Linked DNA regions of Homo sapiens: region 2 is linked to region 1. A link is an interaction called in ENCODE POLR2A ChIA-PET data of the cell type or tissue named here. Cell type or tissue: A673. All regions are shown on one strand.

Region 1 (2,500 bases):
ACTCACCTGTCGAGTGACTATAAAGTATGCAAAAAAGACCATAGAATTTGCAAATGTGATGAAGTATGTAACTGGCTCCATGATATCCCAGGAGTACACCCACCACGTGAGCCAGGCCAGTGCCCCACCCTGAATGGACAGCAGTGCCAATCCAGCCCACAGGAGTCCACTGGTTTTGGCTTCCGAATGAGCTTCTATTCCAGCTTTCACCTGAGGGGGAATGAAAAACTGTTAATTCTGTTTACAAATACACCAACTAAAGGGACAAAAAGCAAGATGAAAAGGAACTCTTGCCGGGCGCGGTGGCTCACGCCTGTAATCTCAGCACTCTGGGAGGCCGAGGTGGGCGGATCACGAGGTCAGGAGATCGAGACCATCCTGGTTAACATGGTGAAACCCCGTCTCTACTAAAAATACAAAAAATTAGCCGGGCATGGTGGCAGGCGCCTGTAGTCCCAGATACTCAGGAGGCTGAGGCAGAAGAATGGCGTGAACCCAGGAGGTGGAGCTTGCAGTGAGCCAAGATCACTCCACTGCACTCCAGCCTGGGCGACAGTGCAAGACTCTGCGTCAAAAAAAAAAAAAAAGAAAAGAGGAACTCTTGAACAAATGCACATCTGCATTACTTTGAAGAGGTCAGACATATGGAAAAACAATTTATGAAACATACATGAATGAGTAAATGCTCATTTCAAATCAGCTCACTAATAAAACTCTTTAAAACTATAAAGGTAATAACTGCCCTTGGAAAAATGAATAGTAAAGTATACAATTGAAAACTCAGAAGTCATCCTCTGAAACCCAACTAAAATTAGAGGCCTATTTGACTCAGCAATTCTACTTCTAGGAATTCATTCTGAATATATACCTGCATACACAAAACCCATTACAGATTCATTCTCAATAGCTGAAGTCCTAAAAGAATCCATATGCCCATCAAGATATTACACAACTGTAATGAAGCTCTGTGCCAATAAGGAGAGATTTCTATAATACACTGAAAAAAGATGAGAATAGTGCATAATAGTGTGCTTCCTTTTCTGAGAAAGAGAATAAAATAAGAATGTATTTGTTTGTACACAGATAAAGGAAATCTGAAATGATTCATAAGTGTGGAGAATATAGTAACTGTGTGGAGGACAGGGTGGGAGGAAAACTTTAGATTTTAAAATTTTAATCCAAGTAAATATATTACAAGTAAAGAAAAAACTAAAATGGTAAACGATAAAAAAAACCAAACAAGTCCCTCTCTCTGCCATCCTCCAAATACCCTTAGAGGTAATCACTATTAAAACTTCCTTACATCTCCAGAAACTTTCCATTCATATTCAAAGATACACATATACCTTCCCATTTAAATAAAAACCACAAATGGGATTATAAGTCTAAAGAATGCAATTCTTTCCCTTGAAACAAACCAATTTCCCCAACTATCCCCCCAAATCAAAGTTATTTTTTCCACACCATTGATTAACTTTAGATGCTAGCCATTACCAACTTTCCAGCTGCAATTCTGTTAGGCACAGCAGGGGCTCTGGGCCTATTCTCTAAAAAGGAAAGGGAGGTAGGACTCCAGCTAGTGCTGCCCTGCTCATATTATACTTATTTACAGAGACATTATGACTGATCTCTGGAGAGGAGGCATGGCATAGAGTTTAAGATGGCAGCTCTGAACACAGGCCACGTGAGCTCAAGTCCAGGCTCTACCATGTATTAGCGATACAGCTCTGTTGCTCAGTTTCCTCATCTGAAAAATGAGGAAGATAAAAGCACTGAACTTACAGGTTTTTTGTGAGGCGTAAAGGAGAAAATTAGCATATGGAAAGCATTCAGAAAAATGCTCACATGAGGAGCACTCAATAAACACTAGGTATTATTTTCAAATATACTCAACCGTGATGCTTCCTAACCTGTTCAAGGGGCTGCAGCTGTTCCTTCAGGTGGTCAATTTTCTCCAGTAAATGGTGCTCTCTCTTTTTCTGAGACTCTTCTAAATGCAAGATTGTAAATAGTCTGTGAACCAAAGATTTCATGTGTTCCATCTCAGCAGTGTGCTCATTACTTGGTTTTTCTGAGAAAAGACACAAGGGAAACAAGCCAGTCACCACATTGTTCCCGCAGGGTGTGTAAATCTTTCGGTCCCCAATTCTCTTTCCAAATATTATCTTAGGATCCACAGGGTAAGGAAGCTGGTGTACAAACATGTAAACAAAGGTGTAATATACATTTGAAAAGCAGTTCAAGTGTACTTTTCAACAAAGAGAGTCACAGTAAACAACAAAGTGTGGATCTGAAGAGCAGTTCATATACAAGGTAAAAAAAAAAAAAGTCACCAAAAAAATGACTTTGGCATAAGGATTATTTTCAGCTGAAGGCAATTGAGCATAAGCAGCTACAAGAAAGGCTCTCTGGCCTCTCCCTTTTTGCCCAAAAGCAGGACACAAATTTTACAAAGACCTCGTGAGAGACAGAACTAGCTGGATTTCCTAGGCCAACTAAG
Region 2 (2,500 bases), 130 kb before region 1:
AGTTGAAAATATCTGAGTGGAAAATACATTTCATATATGTAACATACTGAACATCATAGCATGGCCTAGCCTACCTTGAAGGTGCTTAGAACACTTACATTAGCCTACAGTTGGGCAAAACCATCTGGCAGCACAGCACACTGGAGAGTCTCATTTGCTGCTGCTGTCCAGCATCATAAGAGAATATTGCACGCATATCACTAGCCAGGGAGAAGATCAAAGTTTAAAATTTGAAATACAGGTTTTGCTGAATGCTTATTGCTTTCACACCATTGTAAAGTAGAAAAATTATTCAGTGTAACCATTGTAAGTTGGGAGACTGTATTGCTAATGACAGAGAAGAGGGCTGGTAGCTAGGAATAGGGCTGAAATTTTTTATATTAGAACAAAATTTTAAAAGTACTTAGCTGAAGCTAGGCATGGTGGCTCACGCCTGTAATCCCAGCACTTTGGGAGACTGATGGGGGGCAGATCACCTTAGGTAAGGAGTTGGAGACTAGCCTGACCAACATGGTGAAACCCTTTCTCTACTAAAAATACCAAAATTAGCCGGGCTTGGTGGCGTGGGCCTGTAATCCCAGCTACTCGGGAGGCCAAGGCAGGAGAATCACTTGAACCCGGGAGGCTGAGGTTGCAGTGAGCCAAGATCGTGCCACTGCACTCCAGCAACACAGCAAGACTCCACCTAAAAAAAAAAAAGGCTGGGCACTGTGGCTCACACCTATAATCCCAGCACTTTGGGAGGCCAAGGTGGGTGGATCACGAGGTCAAGAGATCAAGACCATCCTCGCCAACATGGTGAAACCTCGTCTCTACTAAAAATACAAAAATTAGCTGGCCATGGTGGCACACATCTGTAGTCCCAGCTACTCGGGAGGCTGAGGCAGGAGAATAGCTTGGACCTGGGAGGCGGAGGTTACAGTGAACCAAAATGATGCTACTGCACTCTGGCCTAGTGACAGAGTGAGACTCCATCTCAAAAAAAAAAAAAAAGAAGTACTTAGCCAAGGTGCCATTAATTGTAAATATTAATGTGAACTCATGACTTTCTCTTTTATTTGGTTTTTATTATGAAAATTTCAAACGTAAACAAGAGTTGAAAGAGCAATATAATGAACTTCTCTGTACAACACCTTCAGCCTTTTGCAAATGTTATTCCTCCTATTTCCTCACTGTTATTATTAAAATTATTATTGCTAGAGTGTTTTATAGTAAACATTCTGTTCATAAATCTCCAGCAGAGGACTTTTTTAAAAAACATAAGCACAGTACCATTACCACACCTAACAAAAATTTTCTTAGTATTAGCGAATGTCCATGTGGAATTTTTCCAAGTTATTTCAAAATGTAATTTAATAATTGGATCAATCAAATGAAGATCCAAACAAGGGCCATACATTGTATTTTATTGATATGTCTCTTAATTTTCTTTTATTCTGTGTCAATTTCCTCTCCCTGTTTTTTTTCCCGCCCTGCCCCGCCATGGCATTTATTTGTTGAAAATACTGAGTCTTTTTGTCATGTAGAATTTTCTACTTTCTCACTGATTACATCCTTGTGGTGGTATAAATTGTTTTTCTATCCTCTGTATTTCCCATAAACTGGTAGTTAATTGATAGTGAGATCTAGAGACTTGATTGTTTTCAGGTTCTTTTCTTTTCTTTTCTTTTCTTTTCTTTTTTTCCTCCTTCAAGAATACTTCCTACCGTCCCATGAAGAGACACATAATATTTCTTATCCTTGTGGTGGTATAAATTGTTTTTCTATCCTCTGTATTTCCCATAAACTGATAGTTAATTGATAGTGAGATCTAGAGACTTGATTGTGTTCAGGTTCTTTTTTTTTTCGACCTGCAAGAATACTTCCTACCATCCCAGGAAGAGGCACATAAAGTCTGGTTGTCCCTCTTTGGAGATGAGATCAGTCAGTAGGATCAGTGTTATCAGCCTCATCAATCTCTTAGAGTTCCCTGCCAGCTTTTCATCTAACGGTTTTAGCAGCTGTTGGTGATCATCACTAGATCCATTGGCTCATAAGGTAGTGCAAAATAGTAATATGATAATTCTATCATTTATTTTGCAATTATTAACTGAAATAAAGAAATTTCCTTTTTTATTTCAATTTTTTGCTATCATTGTTCCTTATAATGCTTAAAATATTTCATCTTTGAGAGCCCCTTCAAGTATTTTAATACCACCAACTAGCCTCCAATGGCTTCCTTGCTTTCTGGTACAAAATATTTCTTTCACATTTTATGCCCCAGATGTGGAATCGCCCTTTCTCCAAAGAGCCTTAGTTTTTTAAATGGAAAATGGTAAGTAGAGAAGACAATCTGCCACTAAGGAGTGCTCATTGCTTCTGGATTGTTAGGACTTCTAGGCCCTATCAGTGGACACAGTGGACAACTAGAAGGTAATTATTTTTAGAAAGAAAAAAAACTGAGGGTCATAGCGGTATTTCCAATTCAAAGTTAAGACTACAGGGTTTCCATTTCTTTGAA

Evidence for each region. ChIA-PET counts read pairs that join two places held together with the same protein. Peaks named below come from ENCODE experiments on the same cell type or tissue, not always from the same donor. Only the 100,000 strongest peaks of a DNase experiment are listed, where the experiment ranks them.
Region 2: POLR2A ChIA-PET joins it to region 1 with 6 read pairs; 7 of 35 experiments call an interaction of 5 or more read pairs at or near these places.

What each region holds. Positions count from the first base shown.
Region 1 is chr4:109,682,153-109,684,652 of GRCh38, reverse strand. It overlaps MCUB (mitochondrial calcium uniporter dominant negative subunit beta), which reads right to left. Exons shown (of 8, transcript NM_017918.5): 5 at 1,911-2,071; 6 at 7-210. It also overlaps a transcript of CASP6 not described here. Among named protein-coding and RNA genes, the nearest start is that of CASP6, 20 kb to the left of the region's middle. In A673, no CTCF peak of the experiment used is centred here; a DNase peak (open chromatin) is centred at 1,552; H3K27ac peaks cover 536 bases.
Region 2 is chr4:109,807,519-109,810,018 of GRCh38, reverse strand. No RefSeq gene overlaps it. Among named protein-coding and RNA genes, the nearest start is that of GAR1-DT, 6.6 kb to the left of the region's middle. In A673, no CTCF peak of the experiment used is centred here; no DNase peak of the experiment used is centred here.